Linked DNA regions of Homo sapiens: all the other regions are linked to region 3. Evidence: chromatin loops called from intact Hi-C (ENCODE). Cell type or tissue: heart left ventricle. All regions are shown on one strand. Links, peaks and the distances in the headings refer to the core of each region. The heading gives the core; the rest is flanking DNA.

Region 1 (8,491 bases), core at 81-8,080, 800 kb before region 3:
AATTCTGTTTTCCTTTTGATTATAGGAACTTCCACTGTAGCCAAAAGAATACTTCAGGTGTGATTTTGGAATAGTTTTTGACCCTCTGAGTCTCAGTCTGTGGCATGAAGGAAGTATAGGCCTGGGAAATTTCCACGGTTCCCTTCTGCATTATAATTTTACGTGTATCCAGGTGCTCCTTTCAGCCTCTGAGTTCATCAAACCCAGACTAATTAGCTTTCCGATCCAGAGCTGCATGATAAAGACTACTTGCCTCAGAGTGTCCTTTTACTATTTGTACTGGGCTTACCCACCGCAACTGGCTTCACTTGAGTGGCATTTGTTACAAATTATCGATTGTGTTTTCAGATCATTCTATGGTTTTATAGGGATGCTGAAGAAATAATCTCACTGACTATATCTGACTGAATATATGTGTATGTATGCTTATATATGCACACACATATCTATGTATGCACACATGCATTTTATACACACACATAGTTTTCAAAGGAATTGTTTGGAGATAAGTGTCGAAATCTAAATTTGAGGACTGTGGTAAGTATAAGGTCCAGGTTAAAAGACCCTGTGGACCACTGTAGAGGAAGCCCTGGTTTGCACAGTGGGTCGGCTTGTGCAAAGTGCTAGACTCCTGAATATTTCCTGTATCCTTAGAATGTATTTATAAATTTTCTATTGCTGTTATCATAAGTGACCACAAACTTGGAAGTTTAAACAATACAAAAGTCTCATGGTTCTGTAAGACAGAAGTCCAGCTCATGTCTCACTGGGCTATAACCAAGGTGTCAGCAGGTCTGCATTCCATTCTGGAAATTCCAGGGAAGAAACTCTTACCTTGCCCTTCCAGTGTCTAGAGGCTGCCCAGATTCTTTGGTTCATGGCCTTCTTCTCAGTCTTCAAAGCAGCAATATCCCATCTCTGTGACCCTTCTTCCATCCTCACAGCTCCCTTTCGCTCTGTGATCCCAGGTGGCAAAGGTTCTCTGATTTTAAGGTGCTGTGCTTAGATTGGGCCCATCTGTATAATCCAGGGTTTAAGCATTTGTGAATAGATTGGGCCCACCTGTATGATTCAGGCTACTCTCCCCATTTCAAGGTTCTTAACCTAATCACATCTGCAAACTCCCTCTTGCCATTTAAGGTAACATATGCACAAGTTCCAGAGATTTAAATGTGGGCATCTTTAGGGGAACCATTGTTCTATCTATCATGATATAATTAAGGGAGGCCTTCAGGAAAGCCTAATTTTCACACCCAAAAATGAGACATGTGAGGAAACCCAAAGCCTCAAAACGATGGTAAATAATATGTGGTGCTCCAAGGGCCTTGGGGACTATTTTGTTAAATCTCTTACTTTACACATGGGGAAACTGGTGCTCATCCAGGCACATGGCTTGATCAAGGTCACTCGACTTGTTAGCAAAGCAGCTACACCTGGCATCTAGGTCCCCCAGCACACAGCTTAGTCCCCTTCCCGCCTCTTCTGGGGTACCTCTGATTGGACTTTCACTACAAAGAAGTATTTTGTTTTATAAAACCACTGGTAGAAGTCTCTATTCTACTTGGAAGAGTAGTTTTGGATGAGAACAGAAATTTGTTAAGTGGTTTGTAGATGAAATGTCAAGATGGTTTGCCATTTTACAAACAAAATCACTTTTAATCTCAAGTGACAAAACTACTCTGTTGCCAAGGGGAGATGGTATTTAAATAAAGGTCACACAAAATCAGGGGGCAAATGCAACGTATCTATCAAACACTTAAGAATAAGTTCAAAGAATCTTTGAAACCCTGGAAACTTTACAATTCTCTTCTCTACTCTTGTTCATCCTCTCTTTAAATCCCTGAATGTACATATCCATCCACTCATCCATCTATCCACGTATCCATCGTCTACACCTACAAGTTACTCATTGCATCCAGACCATGTGCTAGGGGCATTTGGGATGCATTCGTGAAAAAAACAGAGCCCCTGCACTTGTTTGGTTGAAAGTAGTAAATCAATGTTTCCCAAAGTGTGTTCTATGGCTCTCCTGTATCAGAATGACCAGATTCCTGGTTTCTGTCTGTATACAGAGCCACAGGGGGTTGGGTCTGAAAGTCCACATCTTAGCAAGCTTCCTAGATGATTTTAATACACGTTAAATTTTGTCCCTCACTGCCAAAAATAAAAACAATTCAGCTGGTAGGTTCTCATTTCCACACTCTCCTCCTTGGTTTACTGGGACCCCTAGCAACCGTGGGGGTGGGGGAGGAAGAAGAGCCAATCAGAGTACCTCCCCTATATTCTCTAAATATAGCCAGGGCTCCTCTGCTGCACCTCATTGTATTTTGGGAGGTTCTCAGATTTTCGTAAAGTAAATAGTCCCCATTGGAGAACATTTGGGAACCCACCAACTTGCTCTCTGAATTGAATGAAGACAACAAAAAACTCAAAATTGATACAAACTCAAATTCAAACCTGTGTGCAATTCAGTTTTCTACCTTTCACCATCTCTTCTGGTTTTCAAATAGGCTTTTACCACGACAAAAATATGTGTCAGGACATACTTAGCATTTGTCAGAAGTCAAAATACAGATGTGGTGCTATAATTTAAAATGAATGCTTGATGTGACATGATTAAGTTCATATCCAAGAAGGCAGAGCCCCAGCACTTTGCTTCCATGCATTGAAATCCACAAGCTTAGTGAATTATGCAGCTCCCGATGGTGGGGATTAAATCAGTTATCTAAATGTCACCTAATAACACAGTGAAATCTGGCAAAACATATGAATTTCCCAGCTGTTCTGAGTTGGCTGTTGATTTTGAAAGGCACCAGTTTACTGCTAATAGACCTCAGCCTTCTAAAGAGGGCTTTTCAATACTAACAACGTATCACTGAGTAATGGAAGCAGTCTCCTACCAGTTTTACTTTCAGCAGCATGGCCAGAAACACTGCAGCTTTGGAAAGTACCAGAGATACATACCTAAACCAGTGTCACTGAATTCCTTGAAAAAATGTCATTTCACTTTGGTTAGAGGAATTTCTCTATTTTATCTATTTTAATTTTTTCTTTCCATAGTTTTTTGTGGAATAGGTGGTATTTGGCTTCATGAGTAAGTTCTTTAGTGGTGATTTGTGAGATTTTGGTGCACCCATCACCTGAGCAGTATACACTGAACCCAATTTGTAGTCTTTTATCCCTCATTCTCTTCCCACCCTCTCCTCCCGAGTCTCCAAAGTCCATTGTGTCATCCTCATGCCCTTTGCATCCTCATAGCTTAGCTACCCCTTTGAGCGAGAACATACAATGTTTGGTTTTCCATTCCTGAGTGACTTCACGTAGAATAATCGTCTCCAATCCCATCTAGCTTGCTGCGAATGCCATTAATTCATTCCTTCTTATGGCTAAGTGGTATTCCATCGTATATATACCACAGTTTCTTTATCCACCTGATTAGGTTTCTTTAATTTATATGTAGTCCTATAAGTGCTTATTTTTATTTAAGAGCTTATTTTATTTATTATTTTTAATCAATTAAGTCCATTTGACCAATATTTGTCGAGTGTCTACTGTGTGCCAGGGAAAATGCTAAGCATTGGGGATGCAACGCTGAAAAATGCAAAGGCAATCCCTAATCTTGTCGAACTCACTGCATTCTACCTGCAAAACTGGGGGCTGGGGGGAACAAAGTAATAGGAAGTTGTAACAAATAATCTGAAGTAAATGATGAATGGCTGGAGTAGAGAAGGATGAGGGACACCTCCTTTAGTTCGAGTGGAAAACAAAAGCTTTCACAGTTGTAATCCCATAGACCCTTCTAAATTCTCAAGCCTGTGTTTATGCATAAAATTCCAGTGAGTGTTTTTTTGTATTGATTACATTTTAAATGCCCTTCATTTCATAATAAATATTTTACAACAAGCATCCAGCTCATTAATGCATTGCAGTATGGTCAATATACGCAACATCAGAATTCATATATTATTTAATGACTGAAGCTAATGAGAAATCATGATATTGGTGTTTTTTAGACTTGTTCATTTTTCAAAGTGAGCTTTAAGCCAGGTGCACAAATACCCATTAGCCACAAGATGGCGGGGTTGGTATTTAACAGAGAGTGGCCGGAGAGGAAATACTGGACTTGGACTTGAGAGAATGGCTCACATGCAGAAACAGACGCACACATTCTCTATCTCTGCACTTAAATGAAGAAGAAAATGAAAGCAGATAAGAAAAGAAAGGCATTTAAATAAATGCCCAAGTAAGATTTCAAAGATTGAAAAACGTTCCCAAACTAACTGATGTTACCTGGGTTTGTGACCTCACTAGAAGGTCTGACTATATGATGCCAGTGCTTGGAATTCACCAATTCCTAAAACATATTTGCCGCCCGCACAACCTTTTTTTCACCTCTCACCAAGACAACAAAAAAGTGAAGTTAAATTTTAAACATTAAAAAATAAGGGAAATACCTTGAGCTTGGGTTATTTTAAGAGCCCCACATTCTTTTGGCACATAATTTTTCATGTGTCTGACCTTGGGGACAAGCTTCTACATCCTCTCCTGCCCCTTCATTGGCTCCCCAGCCTCCTTCTGGCCCTGCCCACAACTATGCTTCTAAACTCTTTCCTGTTCAAATCATATTAATTTTCATCCTCCCAGTTAAAGGAAACAAAATCACTGCTCTTCATTCTTTTAGTTCTCTTCGCTAATGTGAATCCTTTTCTTCTTTCCATTTCTGTAAATAAATTGCAAGAACTCCTTGGGGCCGGGCATGATGGCTCAGGCCTGTAATCCCAGATACTTGGGAGGCTGAGGCATGAGAATCACTTGAACCTGGGAGGCAGAGGTTGCAGTGAGCTGAGTTTGTGCCACTGCACTCCAGCCTGGGGGACAGAGCAAGACTCCGTCTCCTCTCATAAAACAGCACAGGCAACCCTGCCTCACTCCTCACCCATTCCCATCCCAGCAACTGGCTTCATCACCCCTATCTACCCTTGGTGATCTTACTTTCTAAAATTCTTCTCTTGGCCCTCAGGGGATTTCCTTCCTATGGTACTACAAAGACTTCACAGGGCTGCTCTTGCTCTGGTCACACCTCAGATAAATTTCAGTTTCATTCTGCCCTGGCATTAGAACGAATAGCCTCATTCTCACATTTTGCTAACTGATTCTCCTCACAGTGTGGAGCTATAATGAAAATAAGAGCAGGGCAGATTTACTCTGTTTTAGTCAGGATTCTTGGTTTTCGGTGAAAACAGCTCATGCTTTTTTATTTGGCATGTTGGAGTCTAGCTGACTAGCATAAAATCAGGAATCTGCGCAGCTAGTCCTGGCGTCTACACGTTAACTGTGAGACCTTGGGCATGACCTCCTCGGGCCTCAGAGTCCTTTGTAAAATGAGGGCCTTCCAAACATGCTCTCAGAGACTCTTTCTCATTCTAACATTTTTTAATTCTGTAAATCAGTGGTTACTTACTTTGCCCGACATCCTCCAATGTGGTTTTTGTTGACTCCTAACTAATACGTGCAGGGCTGCTTTGTTGGGGGTCGGGGGAGGGGTAAAGGTTAAAGGGAAGGGTGGGGAAGGACAGGAGGAGAGAGGCTGGGAGAAAGGAGGGACTCAGCCTACAGCCATCCTCGCCGCGTTAAACGGAATTATGGAAAGAAGTATAGTTACAATTAAGCATTAATCAGGCTGAACTTCAACCTACTCCCTTGTAGCCAAAAGTCACGTAACACTAGATACTGACCATTTGCGTCCCCATTATTTCTATAGATGGGATCTCTCATATTAGAATCATAAAGTTTTTGTTTCAGAATAGCTTGAGCAGGCTGGGTGTGGTGGCTTATGCCTACAATCCTAGCACTTTAGAAGGCTGAGGCAGGAGGATCACTTGAGGCCAGGAGTTCAAAACCAGCCTGGGCAATAGTGAGACCCTGTCGCCACAAAAAATAAATTAGCCAGGTGTAGTGATGTGCACCTATAGTCCCAGCTACTCCCGAGGCTGAGGTGGGAGGATTGCTTGAGTCAGGGAGGTCGAGGCAGCAGTGAGCTGTGATTGCTCCGCTGTACTGCAGCCTAGATGACCGCCCCCCACCCTACCCACACCCCCAACCACCACCAAAAAAAAAAAAAAAAAAAAAGAACTGCTTAAGCAGATCTGGAGATCTGGAATTCTTGAATTCCAGCAAAACAGCTGATGCCAGTTTAAAGACCCCCTCCAGAGAAACCAAACCAAATCAGCATGGATGGGAATACTATTTCTTCATTTCCCTGTCCTGTGACTTCACCCTACACTCTTTTACCAATCAACAATCTCCACATTTTGGCCCACTCCAAAACCCTTAAAGACCCTAGCACCAAACTTCTTAGAGAGATGGATTTGAGGTTTCCTCCTGTCTCCTTGTTTGGTGGTCCTACAATTAAACCTCTTTTTCTGCTGTCAGTGTCTAGGCGTATTGACTTGCTGTGCACATAGGACAACAGACCTATTATGGTTACAAGCCCTCCATCACCCTCTCATCCAAATCCTGTCTTCCCTGCAAAAGTTCCCCAGGGATTACAAAATCAGGAATAACACCTTACCTATTAAGGTGATTGACTTTTGCAAGCTATCTCTTAAATTCTATTTGGAACAATAAAATGAATAAACAAAATAGACGTAGATTATCGCAATTTAACCTTCAAAGAACTTATAGGCCTCTTAGTGACATTTCTCCTTGACAAAACAGGTATGAAAGACAGCTGCTGAGAGCATGAACAGAATATTGTTCCTTGCTTCTCATACCCTCCTCTAGGCCATGGATTCTCAAACTTCAGCCATGAATCAGTATTATTTTGAAGGCTTATTAACATGTTCATTGCTAAGCCTCACCTCCCTAGAGTTTCCCATTCTGCAGGTCTGAGGTGAGGCTTAAGAATTTACCTTTCTAGCAAATTTCTAGGTGATACTGATGCTGCTGGAAGTGCACCCCAGGAACCACTGCTCTAAGTAAAATGCAGGTTGACCTGACTTTACACTTCTCATTGTTTAGGCTGCTTGTTACTTGCTTATGGCTCTAGTATTAATAGAATAATGCTCCCCCAAATATGTGAGTCCGCAGAACCTGTGACTATGTACATCAGGTGGCAAAAGAGATTTTCCAGATGCAGTTAAGCATCTTGAAAATGGGAGATTATCCATGATGACCTGTGTGGACCAACTATAATCATAAGAGTCTTTATAAGAGGGAGGTAAGAGAGTCAATGTGAGAAAATGGTAAGAGAAAATGGAGATGTGAGAACAGAAGCAGAGGTTGGCATGATGTGAGGAAGGGGCCATGAGCCAAGGAATGAAGGCAGCCTCAAGAAGCTGGAAGAGGCTATAGGGAAGGATGTCTCCTTGCCTTTTTCAGCTTCTTCCCATTGAATATTGGAAGTGAGTAGTCTCTCCATCTGCAGACTCAGTAACTTTGCCCGTTTCCTTGACCTCTTCAGGAACATTTATTTTTTCCAGTTGTGTCTTTGTTTATTACTTTTGCTTTAAATGTTCTGTTTCCCTCGTCATGAATACCCTAGATGAGAATTCTCCCTTTGTCCTCCTTAATTGTTGTGCTGATGGCCTCTCATCATCACAGCCTTGTGTGCTGTTCTTCTGCACTCTGGAGGGGCTTCTGAAGTTGTTCTACACCATGCCAATCCTGCCACTGTTCTTCTGTGACAGGCCCAGGTCTCTCTCCATGGCCAGCCTGCTAACTTTGCATCTGTCCTGTATGTAGTCCTCTACAGCAGTCTGTTTTTTTCATAACTTATCTCACATCACAGAAACTCTTCTTGCATCCTTTTGAAGATGCCAAGTATTTTCTTCCCTTTCCTAGAATTGATCATTTTCAGAAGTATGCCTGTATTCAATATGATGTCGTTTTCTGGTTCTGTCATATTTGTCTTATTTTTCCTCTGCTCACCCGGGAATGTGGGAGATATAGTCAAATTGCCCTGCTCTTGGCCCTGTTCACTGTCTGTTCACCTGTTGGTGGATTCCCCATTTTAGATCTGCTAGAGAACATGGGAAGATGCACAGCTCCTACACCAATTTCCAAGAGTAACAGAAACCCAACTTCTAGGATTCTGCCCTGCCAACAGTTTTTCTGTCATTCTGAACTGATAGAATATACAGAATCTATAATCTCTCACTAAATTGTATTTTTCTTTTATTGTTATTATTTTTGCAGCTCTTAATCACAGTAAATTAGCTAGTATTCCTTGAGTCTTCAATTTTATGCACTGATCTCAGTACTTTATGTGAATTTACTGTTTAGATCCCTGCAATAACTCTGTGAGTCAGGCGCCCTACTTTAGAGAGATTAAGAAACTGAGGCACGGAAAAGTTAAGGAATTCTCCCAAAGTCGTGTAGGCACTAAATGTTAGAACCAGGTTTCAAATCTATGCAGACTTCTTAAGTGCTTTTAAGTAGATTTGTCTCTTTGAGCTATCTCATTTTGATAGATTTGGGAAAGTGCACCCAT
Region 2 (8,491 bases), core at 216-8,215, 270 kb after region 3:
ATATACCTAATGCTAGATGACAAGTTAGTGGGTGCAGCGCACCAGCATGTCACATGTATACATATGTAACTAACCTGCACATTGTGCACATGTAGCCTAAAACTTAAAGTATAATAAAAAAAGAAAAAATAATAATAAAACCCCGCAATTTGCTTTTACATAGTAAAATAAAATGTTTTTCTTTTTTTTTTTTTTTTTTCAGATCAATGTTTAATGATAGGTTTACACAGTTGTGTGATAGCTTCTGTTGGCACAGGAAACACTACTACATACTCAGAAACATACTTCTATTACTTCCCATGATCACAATAGCAACCAGGTTTAATATTACTTCCCCTGTTTACATACACAGAAACTCAGATTAAAAAAAAAATCTATCCAGTGCTAAGTAGCCAATAAATGGCAAAGACTGAACTTGAACCCGTATCTAATTAACTTTAAATCATGTGCATTTTCTACTCAACCACTCTCCACTTAGCTACTTAATGCATTCTTCTAGTTAATTTTAGCATCACAGGACAGAAAAAAAATACCTTTAAAAAAGACATTTAGAGTGAATGTGTGTGTGTGTGCGTGTGTGTATATATACATATATATATGCTTTCACTTAAGTTGCAAATCATAGCATGCTCCGGTAGTATAAGGAAACTGTTCATAGGTCTAAAATATGGTCTTAAACATATTTTTAAGTGTTAATTTTTAAAGTAACTTTTTAACCATACAGAAAGGGAAGTGAACATACCTCTGGAAACACCACCCAGATCAGTGATGATCCTTGCCTCATACTGCTGTACAGCAAAAATAATCACTGCCATAGATGTGTTTTGGCTGTCTTTTGATCTTTATACACACAGAATCATTTTTTTATTATACTTTAAGTTTTAGGGTACATGTGCACAATGTGCAGGTTAGTTACATATGTATACATGTGCCATGTTGCTGTGCTGCACCCATTAACTCGTCATTTAACATGTTAATGCTATCCCTCCCCACTCCCCCCATCCCAAAGAATGAAAGAATTACAGGATTGTATCTCAGAAATGTTTGCGCTTCATAATTCACTATTAGCAACACAAACTTACCAAAGGCCTATAATAGCATTCCAATTTTTTAAACCTTAAATTCAGAAATACAATTTTAATCCAGAGCTAGTCATGAATCATAATTAAAGCGTGTTTAGCAGATACATGCAAATATCAAACAATCTTAACCAAAGTGCCATATTCCAAATTACTTGGTATTTGCAGAAGATAAGGCAGCACTACAGGACAGAGGAGAGTTAACAAAGACCAGAAGCGGGGGAAAGAAAGAATGAATGGGTGAGTTGTTATCCTGATAATCAAAAATTCACATTTCCCAAAACCCAACAGTCCAAAGGCAAGACAGGCCAATTCCTTAAGTGGAATAATATTGGAAGCCATGAAGCTCACAATGGCACTTCCATTCAACTACTAATGCACAAAATTCTACCAGAAATGCATCCCTCTGAGGATCTGGCCCTATTAAATTCTCATCCTTCTCTGGACAGACTAGAAAATGTAGGGTATACAATACAAGCTGCTCTTAGCTACCTGCACTCTGTGTAAGGACAGTCTACAAGAGGGAACTTTTTGAAGGTGAAGAGCTGATGATGAAGTAATGATACCATGTATTAAGTGACTTATGTCCTAAGCTTTTTACAGCTACCATCTCATTTAGTCCCCACAGAAGTACTACAAATAAGGTATTTTTAATCACATTTTATGTATAAGAAAGCCAAGGCCCAGAAGAGGTAGGTCATTTACCCACGGTTCAGGAGGAACAAACGAAGAAACTGGGGTCAGAGCCGGACTATCAGGGAAACTAAATTGATGATACACTGATGCTGAGTCAATGACCTTGGGCTCCTTATAAAGGAGCCTCAGTATTGAAATAATTAAGCACTGAAGTAAGCACTGAAGTAATACTGACTATAGGTGATAAAGTGGTCCCAGGTCTCCATCTGCAAGAAAACAAACAGGGAGATCAAGAGAGGGAAAGTCTCTTCCTTCTTCTCTCTTCCTTTCCCTTCCCTTATTTTCACTTCTCTTCTCTCTTTGCTCTCTCTCTCTTTCTCTCTCTCTCTCTCTCACACACATACACGCACACACACACCACCCACTTAAATTCAAAGGATACAGGTAAATAGAAAGCTTAAATCATTTAATAAGCAATGAATTTATAATTACAACTCCTAATTCTTAAGGATTCTGCCATAACAAGGGTATATATTTACAGAGACAAAAGGAATTGAGTGTAAGGGGAACTTCAATTTATGGGAAGAAGAAGGTCGTCAAAAAATAGCATTAAACTTTGCCTCAGATTTCAACAAAGGATACCAGCATGTGGGGTGCTCCCTAAGTATAACTGGTATTAAAAATTAATCAGGTCTGGAATGGGATATTTCCTGGCTTTGCCAAGCAAAAAAGTTAGGTAATTTAATATTGATATTAACAAAGATGAAGGGAATGGTTATTTGGTTTTCACTTTGTTAGGAACTTCCCTAAAGGGCTTGGTATTCTTAAATAGCATTTCACCCAGGAGAAGAGTTTTAGAGACCACAAAGTGAAACCAAATCATGTAAAACGGAAACTGGTCAATTAGCTCTGACTGCAGTATGCTATTTGTGAAGGCAACAAAGAGAAAACACTTAAGTCTGAATACTTACATGTCTCACAAACGTTTGTTAATGGTAGTATTAGAAATAACTGAAACGCAAAGGATAAAAACTAAGTCCTAGAATACATCAAACTCAAAGTCACTGAAAGTGCTATAGTCAGTCTGATCGATTGTGCTAATACCCACCACCAATCACATTTCATCAGGATCTCAACAGTGATTTTCTTTATGAGGAAAAGTTTTTAACTCCTGAAAAACTAGAAATAACCAAAGTCCTAAAATACAAGAAAAGGAGCAAGGTATAATAAAAAGGCATTTGACCAAATTTCAGACTTGTTTCTCCTTGGTGTTCTTGGGCCAACCACTCCATGTCTTATGCACCATATATTTTTACCTACCAAATAAGGAGGTCAAGCCAGATAAACTCTGGAGTCTAACATTCTCTGATTTCATGAGGTATCCTTGACTGAATGTTTAAAAATCTACTCTATTCAAATGTTTTATACTATCTATAGATAGATAGATAGATAGATAGATAGATAGATAGATAGATAGATAGATAGATACAGAGAGGATCTCAACATTGCCCAGGCTGGAATGCAGTGGCGTGATGGCATCTCACTGCAGTCTTGAAATCCCAGGCTCAAGTGATTCTCCCGCCTCAGTCTCCCAAGTAGCTGGGACTCCAGGAGCATGCCAGCATGCCCAGCTAATTAATTTTATTTTGTAGAGACAGGGGTCTCACTCTGTTGCCCAGGCTACTCTCAAACTCCTAGCCTCAAGCTATCCTCCTACCTTGGTCTCCCAAAGTGCTGGGATTACAAGAATGAGCCAACCTGGTCTATGCCATCAATTTAAACATTAATTAAAAACTAAAATCATAGCTTGTGCTCAGAAGTGTCCCTAAAAAGGAGTTCCTCGGAATTCTGCTTCTCTTAGAGCACGCAAATGAAGACTATTCCTACATAGCCTCTGGTTGATGTAAGATAAGCCAAGAAAAAATATTTTTTCTTAAGAACAAAGTGCTGGGAATCTCTGTCATAATTAAATTCTTCTTTATCTCACTACATGACTGCCCTCTCTTGGTAGATACTGAGATAACAGAAGCTGATTTCCTGACCCGGACTGGAATTTGGCTTCAGGTTTCAAGAAAATATTCTTGATTCTTGCCAGTAGGGAAATCTACTTAATAAGGCAAGTGTAAATGTAATCTGTAATATTTAAAAGATAGCGATTTGTTGTTTTCAAGGTTGGTTTCCTGAGAGATGAACAATACTGTGCAGGAAACATTAGGAAAAGCTCGGGATCAACCCTTTCTCTGGCGGACTGGAGGAAAACGCAGAGGCTGGGCTGTAATGTGGTTCCAACAAGGGCTTTAATCGACCCGACAGAGAATTCTGAAACTGGCTGGACCTTCGGAATTGTTCTGAGTTGGGACAAGAAGACTAGGCCTTCACATCCTCACATCAACCAGCCGTTGGATACAGGCTGTCCATGGCCCTGGACAAGGAGCTATGACCCTGAGCAAGGTGACTCTTCCTCTAAGAACAGTTTCTGACGGGGGCTGACACAAGGAAACTATCAGGTAGCAGCAGACCTGGAAGCGGGAGGAGCAGACCTTTCAGACCTGAGGGAGAACCTGGGTGTGGCATCACAGTGTCTGCTACATAATTATTCTATACTGCCGTTAATAACTGTTTCTTAAAAAACACAGTGGCAAAAAGTGTAACTAATCTTGCAATGATTACAAAAATCAAAGGTAATAAATATACGAAATGATGCAGCCACGGTGGAAAGCAATTTGGCAGTTTCTTTAAAAATTAAATTTACCATATGGGCCAAGTACTGTGGCTCATACTTGTAATCCCAGCACTGTGGGAGCCCAAAGTAGGAGGATCACTTGAGGCCAGGAGTTTGAGACCAACCTGGGCAATATAGCCAGACAGCATCTCTACAGAAAAGTTTAAAAATTAGCGAGGCATCGTGTTACGCACCTGTAGTCCTGGCTACACAGGAGGCCAAGGCAGGAGGAATTCGAGGCTACTGTGAGCTATGATCATGCCACTGCAACTCCAGCCTGGGTGACAGAGTGAGGCTCTGTCTCCAAAATATATACATATATATAAATATATATACACACATATATATATACATATATATATACACACACATATATATATATATAGAATTTACCATATGGTCCAGTAATTCCACTCCTAGATGGAAGAGAAGTAAAAACATGTTTGTCCACACAAACACATACACAGGAATGTTCATAATAGCATTTTTCATAATGGGCAAAAAATGGAAACATTCCAAGTTCTATCAATTTGTGAATGGACAAACAAAATGTGTTATGCCTATAGAATGAAATAGTATTTGGCAATAAAAAGGAACAAAGTACTGATACATGCTACAACATGAATGAACTTCAAAATATGCTTTAAAACCCTAAAGCAACAGACTACATATTATATGATTCCATTTATATGAAATGTCTAGAAAAATATCTATAGAAACAGAAAGTAGATCAACGACTGCCTGAGGCTGAAGGCGGAAACAGAGGATGACTGAAAATGTCATGAGCAATCTTTGGAGATCATAGAAATGTTCCAACATTGAATTGTGATGGCACCACTCTGTGAATGTACTAAAAATCTTTTAACTATATACTTAAAATGAGTAAATTTTACATTAAGTAAATTATACTCAATAAAGCAGAAAGAAGGAAGGGAGGGAGGATACGGGAGGGAGGATACGGGAGGGAGGATACGGGAGGGAGGATACGGGAGGGAGGATACGGGAGGGGAGGATACGGGAGGGGAGGATACGGGAGGGGAGGGCATGGGAGGGGAGGGCATGGGAGGGGAGGGCATGGCAAGGGAGGGCATGGGAAGGCAGGGCAGGTCATGATGTTCCTGGTGGCCGACTCTGATCAGTGTTGTTTCTTTTTTTTAATCTAAACATAGGATATGGGGTTAAAATAATAGCCTAGTCTGCATCTGTCAGAATACGTCATATCAGCAGGTCCCTGGACCTCAATGTTTAGCATCTAAATTCACTTTGGGGAAAACTCAATATAAACAGGGCCCATAAACAGTATGATAGTTACCTCCCTAAAGCAGCTGGTAGGAGACTGCCCAGTCATACTAAAAACAAACAAACAAACAAACCACTCTAAGATATACACTTTCAATGTATGTCTAAAATCTCCATCTTCATCAGTCTGACAAAACTATTCTTCCTCCCTTCTACACATATACCTAGGCTTAATAATAATACCATGTTTGACCAACTTCCCTTTTCAAGATTGCCCTTGATGTTCACTTTTACCCAATTTCACCAAGAAACTAAATTTGTAGGGGGCAAAGGGAGAAGTGAGGATGGGGAGGGAAAAGACCTAGGTATCTAAGCTCTACTGAAAGCATACTATATTCGGCACTGTACTTGTTATATATTATGTCACTTAGTCTAACTACAATTCTGTGGAGGGACATTATTCTTATTTAATGAATAAGAAAGCAGAGGCTAAGAGGATTAAGCCATTCATCTGAAATCAGCCAGGATGGTAATAAGATAAACATAGGTAAGACTATATAAACAAGATAATACAAAAATATCAGACTACTTTGCAATTGTCTTTTTGGAGTTAGGCAGCCAGACTCTGCCCCTATGAATAGGGATAGGTTTTCCCCTGAAAAAACTGAATATCCCACTGTAAAACATCCTGGGAAGAAGTTTTTCCTGCAGCTGAAAATGAATCTCTGGAAATAAAAAGCTTCTCTCTGGTCACCCTGCTTAGGAGACGAAAATTCATAAAAATCTAGACTGACAGAAAAAACTAGACCAGGTAATAGGAAGCTGGTCTGGAATCACAGGTTGAATTCTGCAGAAGCAGCTGTCAAGACAGTGTTTAGGGTCAAAATATTTATTACGGAATAACACCAATGAAAGGAGGGTCAAGGAAGCAGAACTGGACAAAGGAAAAAGTCCAAATGTCAAACAGGCCTGATGAAGCCCTGATCACACCAGAGGGCATCTCCAGAGCAAGCATTACCCATCAGAAGTGTTCTGTGATGCATCTCCGTGTCTCCCAAACCTAGGAACAGACCCTAGGGTTGGTCTGGGTTTTTGAGCAGTTGAAAATTAGCCTCCAGACTGTACATTCTTTTCTTTATAGTCTGCCCTTGGTTGCGCTATGAGAAATTAGAAAAAGACCTGATCGTGGTAGAATAATAGAAGCAAGAAATGAAGTAGTTAGAACGACTTCAGCTCTAAACACAGTTTTAGTTTGTTGAAATAATATGTATTGTCTCATATACAATATGAGATGTTCACAGGCAGAGAAATTGCAGAGTTGGCATGATTGGGGCACCACTTCCCTCTGTGATATGGGTTCTCTCCTCTGTGTTGGCTTCATCCTTAGGATGGCAGTAAAATGGACTACTTCCAGATATAACATTCAACAGGGCAATGTCAAGAGGCAGAAGAGGGATGGTCTCTTCTGGTGCATTCTTCATAAGACCAAGAAAACCTTTCCCAGAACTCCCCACCTCCATCCCAGCAGACCTTCCCTCACATCTTATTTGTCAGAACAAGACACATGTCACTCCTAAACCAATCACTGGTGATCCCTTTGGAATAGTCAACACCAGCTTAGTCTATTCAGGACCTATCTGCTGTAACTGGGGATGAGGCCAACTTCTCCCAAAGTACTTAGCTCTGGGGAGAAGAGATGGATGTTTGGACAAAATCAGAATTCTCTCGGGAAGAAGACAAAAGCAAAAAGTTAGTTGAGTAGGTAACCTACAATGTTCTCTACATAAGGACACTATTGCTGAAGTCAGTAAATGTCACTTAGCCAAGCAACTATGGTACAAGCGTCAGAACTAGCAGAAGCACGAGCTTTAGAACAGTAGCAGAAAATAATCATATTGGCCTGTTTCTGCTCACATACTAGAATCCTAAGAAAACCTGGATCATTAAAAAATATTTTTTTAACTCCTAGAAGGCTAATTTCCCAAATCAGTTTCATTTCTCTGTAGTTCTGGTTAACCTATCCATAAGAAATAAAATACTCAAGCCCTGATCTGTGTGGTTCCAAGTTCATGAGTTCAAGCACAAGACATTAATTTTTCTCAGATTCCATCTTCCCTGGGGAAATTTATTGTCCAGAAATCCACCCCCATGGCCCAGCATCATTCTCTGATAAGAGATTTGAAGGGATATTTTACAGGGGACAACAGGCATGATTAACTGCTGTGGGAATGGACAGATAATAATATTTATTGCATTTCCTAAAACTGAGGCTATAAGGCAGCACATTATGAATATGCATGTTGATTTAAATGAAGAAATAGCCTAAAAAGACATAATATGTTTAACTGATTTCTCAAAATGCTTTGTTATATTCAAAATATAACTATCTTTTACTATGACAAAGTACAAGTTTTGAGCGTAATTAAAAATCAGCAGAATATTCCAATACTCTGTTGTAGAAGTAGCCTTGTTTCCATTAAAAGAAGAAATTATTTCTTTGAAAATCATTTGTACCACCAGCTCCACCACTCATTGGATGGTGGTCTTAAGTTCTTGGGGTCTCCTCATTCCTTCCTTTATAAAATGCACATGATTTATCAGTTCCTTCTCAACCCCACAATTTATTATTGCAAGATATAATTGATTCCAGGAATCAGTCATATTGTGCCATATCATAAATTTTCTATGGTTCTTGGGAACAACAAGCTACGGTATTTCTTTTTGTTTTCCTGTTTTCCAAATATGGCTTCATAGGCTTTATGCCTGTAATGTATGTCTTTCTTTAGTGGCTTTTTATTTTCTAGGTAAATTCCCA
Region 3 (8,491 bases), core at 378-8,377:
GGAGGAGGGAGAGGAGCAGAAAAGATAATTATTGGGTACTGGGTTTAATTCCTGGGTGATGAAATAATCTGTATAATAAACCCCCATAACATGACTTTACCTATGTAACAAACCTTCACATGTACCCCGAACCTAAGATGAAAGTTTTAAAAAAAATACCTGTAATGTGAAAACCCTTTACTAGTGGGATTAATATTGTTTGGGCAATTATCATCACTGTACAAGTGGCTGTTAATAGCATTTTCCACTTGCTCTGTGCTGGGCACTGTACTATATTCTTTACCAACTATTATCTTATTTAATTATCAAAGGCTCTTTGGCGTTGGATATTATTACCCTTGTTTTTTTGTTTTGTCTTGTTTTTTTCCTAAAAAAAAGAAAGAAATTAAGCTGGATCAAGAATTCAAGCATCCTGTATTCTGGAACATTCTTCTTGCCATTAGATATAAGTTTCTTAGCTAGGCCTCCAGGAATGGAGGACAAGACATTTCAGCCCAAACTTTATAAAGTAACAAGTGATGTTCATTCTCAATACAGCTTTAAGATAATTCTTTACTGTCACCAAGGCACATATTTTCTTCTTTACATAGACCAAAAGCCTTTGCGAAAGATAGGGCACAGGCAAAGCCTTTTCATCTTACAATTGATCTTTTTGATGATTTGTTCATAAAGAAATAGAATTTCCCATTGTGGAGTCATTTCCATGGTTACCTATTGATTTCCTATAGGAAGCATGCTGTTTACACGGCCATCAGGTCTTTATTGTGGAGGGTAAATCACCCTCTGAGTTTTCACTTTATCTGCAACCTGAGGCATGTAAAAATGAGCTCTGCAAAATTACCAGAACAAGATAAATAAATGATTCATGTGAATTGGTTTTGCATGAATAAGTGATTAATCCTCTCTTTCAACTTTGCTATGAGAGAATGCAGAATTAATGTAATTCTATGCAAACAGAATCCACTTTTCTGAATTCTGACCTAATTGTTGGTATTTGTGAGGCAAAATACATGTAAAATTTCCTGTAGTTTTTAAAAAACTAATGATACTGCTACTGAAAATCAGGAACCAAACTTCTCTTTATAAACCTTAACTGCAGATGCACACGGATGAGATTGTGATTTACCCTAAAAGTTCCTTCAAAGCATCTTGTAATTTGGCATTCCAAAGGTATATGACCTTAGTGTTCCAAAATAGGACTTAGAATTGCTCACCAAATAGCCTAGTCTTTAAACCAGAGTCCATGTGGCAGCCTTAGCAGCCTGAATTAATTAGGCTCTTGGAAGAAACACACCTAGGACTCTGGAGTTTTCACATAATGAGAAATCAGTAGACCATTCAATAAATCAGTAGAACACTCAACCCAAGAAAACATCCACAAAAATAAAATCCCTTTAATTGGGGACATAAAATAACAATTCTATTCTATGAAGATGTGTCTCAGCGTTACGCTAGAAGTTTAGGTCTCTTTCTCCAAGAGTATTTCACCTGTAGTCAGGAACTTTAAACATAAACCCAGACCAACCAAGTGATTCTATAAAAGTCACAAAATAAGAATACTAGGAAGAGGAGATAATCTTGGACTGGAAGATAAGCAGAGAAGGCTTCTTGGTTTGTGCAAAATTGTGGCTTTTGCCATTACTTTCAATGGCAAAATAAATTTTGGCAAAACTTTTTGTTAGGAGACTTGCAGAAGCAGTGAGATTTGAATAGATACAAATAGAAAATTATAGTAGCTAACCAGTTAGCGAGCATTTACCATAGGACAGACGCTCTGCCAAACCCTTTATACTCTATCTTATCTTCATAACTATCCAATGAGGTGAGTAAGTTATTATTCTCTTTTTTATAGGTTAGATCGATGAGATTAGGCCAGGCGTGGTGGCTCATGCCTGTAATCCCAGCATTTTGGGAGGCCGAGATGAGCGGATCTCCTGAGGTTGGGAATTCGAGACCAGCCTGACCAACATGGAGAAACCCCGTCTCTACTAAAAATACAAAATTAGCCTGGCATGGTGGCGCATGCCTGTAATCCCAGCTACTTGGGAGGATGAGGCAGGAGAATTGCTTGAACCCGTGAGGCAAGGATTACGATGAGCTGAGATCACACCATTGTACTCCAGCCTGCGCAACAAGAGCAAAACTTTGTCACAAAAAAAAAAAAAAAAAAAAAAAAAAAAAGGCTGAGGTGTTAAACAACTAGTGTGACAGGGCTAGTTCCAATGATTCCAATACATACTGTCTCCTAAGTCTACAATCATAACTAAACCATTTCAGTCAGAGGGAAATAGGGAATATAGTGGCAAGGAAGCAAATCACATAGCAAGAGGGTGACAGAGGTTAAATCACTACATCAACAGAGAGTGGTGTAGTAAAGGGAGGAAGGGCTGGGAAAACTGCATGAGGGTGGATTACAGAGAGCTCTGAATGCCATTCTTGGTAGGATAAAATGTGAGAACTGAACCCCAACTGAGAAGGTGCCAATTAATTCAGGTGGCACTGACCTGTGAGGCTGAGGAGGTCTTAATCACCAGAACACTAAATGCTCATTATCCAACCTTTTAATTAGCAAAGAAACTACCCTGTCTGGAAAAGTTTTCAGCAAAGAACTAAGATTTGATCATGCTGTTAAAGAAAAAAAAAGAAAAGAAAAAAACAATCCTCTGATCTCTCCCAGGCAACAAATCTTGTATTTCAGATGTATGTTTTCATATCTTCCAGGTCCCAATTGGAGAGAAAATGAGGAAAAGGAGGAACAGATGGGACTAAAAGCAGAAGGCACCTGATGAAAGAGAAAAAGCAAGGCTGGGGGAAGGGTGTTTAGAGAAGGACTGGGAGAACAAAAGCAAAGAATCTGAAATGTAAGGTTATCTCCTCTGCTGAACTACACACACAAAGTTGTTCTATTTACTGCTTTGCAATATTGAGTGACTCTATCAAGTACTGGTGGCGATCGGTGCCTAGGAATAATCACATGGATCTCTCAATAGAAAGCTCACTTTACAGAATCAGGTCACTAATAAGGGCCTGGGGCATGTATATCACCATGTAGGTGTGAAAATGCAGGACAGGGTCAGGCTATGCCAACATCTTTGTACATGTGAAAAATGAAACCCAAGAAGGTCAACAGAAAGGGCATTGGCCTGGGAATCAGAAAGGTAGTCCTTTCCCTGAAAGAGGATAAATGTATTTTCCCAAGGTGACAAGGTAAGTAGTAGAGTGCCTACATTTTGTTTCTTGCCTCTTAGGAGAGCATGCTTTCTTCCGTTCCCATGAACTTCAGAATGAGCCACATCTTTACTCAAAGCCTCCTCTGCTATTTATATGTGTGACCTTAGGTAAGTTATTATCCTCTTTACCATACAGAAAAATAAAACAAGTTCTTTGCTTTCAAACAGCTAAATTAAATCAGGCACAGGTAGGTAGGCAAGGTCCAACAGGAGGAGTTGGTGTTAAGTGATTCAACTTTGTTCCCAGCACCAGGCTCATATTATAATTATCACTAAGAGTAGAATTTACCACTTCAGTAGAGGAAAGGCTCCCCATGCTTTTCCATAGCTTCCAAAGTTGGTTTGATGATTATGGGGGAAGAGAAGGAAATTGGGACAACACCTTCGATACTAGACAGTATTTATCAGTCACTCAGAGCTGTCCACCGTGCTTACAGCTTGGTGGATATTATTTCATTCAATCCCCCAGTAATCCTTTAGATTATTATTTCAATTGTACACATGAGAAAATTGAACTTCAGAAAAATTAAGGGACTTGCCCAAATCCCACTAGATTTAGCACCAGGCTCCAAGCTAATAGCAAACTAGAGAGCTCTTATGGGAACAACCATATTACTGCAGCTTTCCCAGTGTAGTTGTCATGACCAACTCAGGGTTCTCCAGTCCAAACAAGGAGGTCGTGCTAATCCATTCATACATCTTAACTCCCGGAAATCATTTCCATTCCCCATGGAGCAAAATTTTGGAAAGCAGATTCAACAAATTTTGCAAGGTACTGGGGGCAATGTGGCTATTATACAGAAATAAAAGACAACTTTCCTGTCCTCCAAGAACTTATAGTTTGGCACGAAAGTGGTAAGTAAACAGACAACAGCAAGTTAGACATCTTCTTCAGAGATTATATTTGAGCAGTGCAGATGTACAAAGAAAGGGGAAGAAAGTGAACAGGGAGGGAGACATTGAGGAAAAGCTGTGGTGGGAGGGAGAGAAGGAAGGAGGGAGGGAGGCAAGAAGGAAGGAAGGAGCGAGGAAGGGAGGGGAGGGGAGGGAGGGAGGGAGGGAGGAGGCAGGCTTTGTATGTCAGGGACTGTGTTAGTTATATTGCCTTATCTCTTAATTCTTCCAACACCTGGTTGTCGATATCATTACTCCCATCATATTCCTCCTGCTAACCTTCATCACCCTTAGAATGACCTAGTCTTGCATGATATGGTTCCTGCCTTCCTCTGTGGCATACATCCTACCACACTGACCCCTTTACTATGCCTTGAATGTATCAGTCTCTCTTTAACCTCAGGGCACTTGCTGTTCTCTCCAGCTCAAATGTCCCCCAACTCCCTCCAGATGTCCATATGGCCTGCTTCTCTCTCTCTTCCTTCTACTCAAATGTTGCTTCCACAGAAAGGCTCTCCTTGATCCCCCTAATAACCCACCTCTCAGCTCCACTCTCTTCTCCTTACTCTGGTTTATTTTTCTTCAAGGCACTTACCATTACCAATCTTTCTTTATTTGTATTTGTTGGTTGCTTGTCTCCCCATTCCTCCACTAGAATGTAAACATTTATTCTCTCTCAGGATAGTAGGCAGTGACTGTTTATTTTTATTTATCCCCAGAGGAGTCTCAGCAGTGCCTGACATATAGTAAGTGCTCAAGAGAAATTTTATGAATGAGCTAATGAATCTGCCTTTGCAAGATATGGAAACTGGGGTTCAGACAAGTTATGCATCTTGGCCATGTCACACAAATGGACCTACCAACTTCATGACATTGTTATGCTCACTCCTGCCTCAGGCTTTGGGCCTTGAAAATCTCTCCTCCTGCAGGTCTGCTGATGGATCTTCGCAGAGCTGGCTCCTTCCCATAGCTTCAGAAGAGCCTTCTGGGGTCACCTCCTTTAAAATTGCCCCTTCCACTCCCATTACCCTATTTAACATTCTCCATGACACTTACTACTCTCTGAAATTACCTTATTTTCTTATCTCCCTTATTAGAATGTAAGTACTAGAGAAATCAGACCAATGAGACTATTTCTTTCTCATTCACAGCCTGCCTAGAGCAGCACAAACAATGCAAAAACAAACCAAAAAATGAATAAGCGTGTGTATGTAGGTCTCTTAGTACCATGCTTGGCCCATAACAAGTGCTTACTAGCTACTAGTTACTAATTTTTTAGTAGTAGAGATTTAATAGGAAAGATTATAGGAAAAGAAACTCAAAACAAGGGAATAGTGTGAATTAAAGACTAGCTTTTCTTAAACTATGTTGCCAAGGTAGTTTTACCCACAAGTCTGTGTCCTGGGCAAAAATAGTGGAAATTGGCTTCAGCGCAATCACAAGACTTCTGGAGGAGTCTTTCACTCCGTATGGATCAAAAATGGTGTGTTTCAACCAAGAGTATGGCTTTGGACATCTTCTCGTACAATTCACATATTTGTCAGTCATATAAACATTTCAATTTCAAGAATAGCATCTAATGTGCAATTTAATTTGGCCTCCATTTTGTAACTCTCGGAGCTGCAAATGTAGTTATTTTCACTTGCAGCAAATGGTTTGGTTGAATAGTGCATGGCTATCCAGGACTGGCAGAAAGCAAAACACCAATCGATAAGAGCAATAAAACTGGAAATCCACAAGATGTGTGGCCTGAAACATGTATAATTTTTAATTCATAATTTACTTAAATGATTGATTCTCCCAAAAGAAAGAACTGAAATAAGTGATAAATTGAAGTCTTACTGTGCAGAAAAATGAATACAGTGTTGATATGTCTTTAAGATTTCTCCACAACCAACAGAGAAGAGAAGGTAACTTCTGGACCCTGAAGTAAATCTTATTTTTATTTGGGGAATTATTTGGACATAGCTGCTATTGCCAAAAAAAGATTAATCCATACTATGCCCACCTCCCACAGGCTCTACAACCATTCCAAAGAAAAACAGGTGAGGAGCTAAATGATGTTGCAAAAATCAGTGAATTTGGAATAAAAAACATCTGTATTCAAATATTGACTCTGTGGTAGGTAAGACTAGAGGATCAGACAGGAGGGCAAATATGTTGAATCTTTACTTAAAGGCCAACTCCCTTGCTGCCTACTTTTTTTTTTTTAAGAGACAGATTTTGCTGTTTCCCAAGCTGGAGTGCAGTGGCTATTCACAAATGCAATCATAGCACACTACAGCCTTGAAATCCTGGGACCAATCAGTCCTCCTTCCTCAGCCTCCTGAATAGCTGGGACTACACCTACCTATTTTTGTGCTCTACACTTATCTATTTCCCTTAAGAGGTAAGGGTTAGTATTTAAGACTTGTCCCTTGAAGCAGGCCTCCCAAGAAACAAGTGGGCTTTCTGCAAAGTACCAACGAAACTGGCAATGGCCTAAATCTTAAGGACATTAATCCTGGTCAATGATGGCAAGTCCTGGATCCCAGTCCCCCAGTTATGTCAGATTCTCTAGCTATGAATGCTGATGTGGCAAATCCAGCCGACAGCTTGCTAGACTATACAGCTGCAACCACAAGAGTTGGACTCCAGCCTGCTAATTACTCCAGGGGAGAGGCTGGTGCTACCCCAGACATAAATGCTGAGTTAGCAGCATGGAGCTAGAGCCAGCTCATATTGCTGTTGTATCCTGGCTGATCTCTGAATATAGCAAGGAGGAGGTGATGCTTCCCTAATAATTCAACTTGAAAGCCCCAAAGCCCAAGGATGGGGATCTATCCCAGAAATCTGACTTGCAGTCATGCTGAATTGCTGTGTACTACCCTAGAATGTGATAAACAAAAGAAAACCACACATCTGCTACTGCATACGTTCGTAAGTTTGCCTCTAGGGCTGATATACATTCTGGCTGTATACATTCTGGTTATTTGTATATCAGCCCTCTAGGGCTGAGATAAATTCCGGCTCTACACATTCTGGCTATTTGTCCTGGTCCCCACAATACCTCATTGATAACATTTATGAAGGGAAGAATAATACTTCTTGATAACTTTTTGGAAGTTGACAAAATAGAAAAAGAAGGTCCAAATGTCTATATTTTTATGTACACATTTATGCATATTTACAACTTCTGATATTTCTTCTTTTTTCTCAGATTATATGAACCTCTGGACTCTGGAGTAAGCATGTAAATATATACGTATATGTCTGTGTGTGTGTGTTTCTGTGTCTGTGTGTATTACTTATATTTATGTTTATATTTATATTTATAGGCATTTTGAGGTCCTGTGGTAAAGGCCTTGGTCATGTCTGCATAAAAGTCAGCATGGGATATCCTCAAAGCTGCAAGGCTCCACCTATGTAGACACTACTGGGAGCAGGATGCCTGGGAGACGAAGCAGGGCAGCATAAATTTTTGTAGCAGAGGCAGCATCTACAGGGGGTGTCTTTGTGTCTCGGAGGATTGTTGCAAAAGAGTTCATAAATGTGCAGTTCCCTATCTTCCCCAACCCTTCAAAGATGGGAAAGAACTTCATTTAGATGTTCCATCCTACCCCGTTTTTTTACTGATCTGGGCAATACCAGGTCCCCTTAACACACACACACACACACACACACACACACACACACACACACACACACACACACTTCCTGCAATATATTGTGCTGAAAATCAGCCTTGCTGTCACAGTTCCATTATCAGGAGAGTTTGGAGTAATGCCCAGCCTAGTCTATAATGAAAAATTGTGGCTCAGTGTCCTGATTAAAACCATATCATCCTTTCTTGTCTATAGCTCCGTTCTTAATTTCAGTCTAGCCCAAGACGCTATCTAAGGTGGCTTGGAATGCAGGCCCACATGTTCCTTTCTGCTGTGAGTACAAGCAGAACAGGCAGAGCTGGGATTCAAATTGACCTCTCTCTGATTCTGAACCCCATGGTCTTTCCCATGAAGAGATCTAGTTTTTTTTGTTTTTGTTTTTGTTTTTTTTTTTCATCTGTTAGGGGCTGTTATGGGTTGACTTGTGTTTCCTCCATCCTCCCTGAAAAAGATATTTTGTAGCCCTAACCTCTAGTACCCCAGAATGTGACCATATTTGGAGATACGGTCTTTATAGAAATATTAAAGTTAAAATAGGTTCATTTGGTGTGAGCTCTAATCCCATATGACTGGTGTCCTTATGCACAGAGGAAATATGAATACCAAGAAAGAGACACAGAGGAATCAGAGAAAAGACAGACACCTATGAGCCAAGGAGAAAGGCCTAGAACAGATCCTTCCCTCACAATCCTCAGAAGGAACCAAGCCTACCAACAACACCTT

What was found. A loop is a pair of places that touch in the nucleus more often than their neighbours do. Peaks named below come from ENCODE experiments on the same cell type or tissue, not always from the same donor. Only the 100,000 strongest peaks of a DNase experiment are listed, where the experiment ranks them.
Region 1: a loop joins it to region 3, with 3 times the contacts of the local background. A loop is called at or near these places in 56 of 110 quality-filtered maps.
Region 2: it touches region 3 in a loop (2.2-fold over the local background); 10 of 110 quality-filtered maps call a loop at or near these places.

The regions. Positions count from the first base shown.
Region 1 is chr3:3,196,749-3,205,239 of GRCh38, forward strand. No RefSeq gene overlaps it. Among named protein-coding and RNA genes, the nearest start is that of CRBN, 21 kb to the left of the region's middle. RefSeq lists an enhancer at 5,004-5,183. In heart left ventricle, for the core only: a CTCF peak has its summit at 4,063 (motif pointing right); no DNase peak of the experiment used is centred there.
Region 2 is chr3:4,268,319-4,276,809 of GRCh38, forward strand. It overlaps a transcript of SUMF1 not described here. Among named protein-coding and RNA genes, the nearest start is that of SETMAR, 31 kb to the right of the region's middle. In heart left ventricle, for the core only: a CTCF peak has its summit at 3,732 (motif pointing left); no DNase peak of the experiment used is centred there.
Region 3 is chr3:3,999,708-4,008,198 of GRCh38, forward strand. LOC102723512 (a long non-coding RNA gene) reads left to right here and starts at 6,412. Exons shown (of 3, transcript XR_007095788.1): 1 at 6,412-7,356. In heart left ventricle, for the core only: no CTCF peak of the experiment used is centred there; no DNase peak of the experiment used is centred there.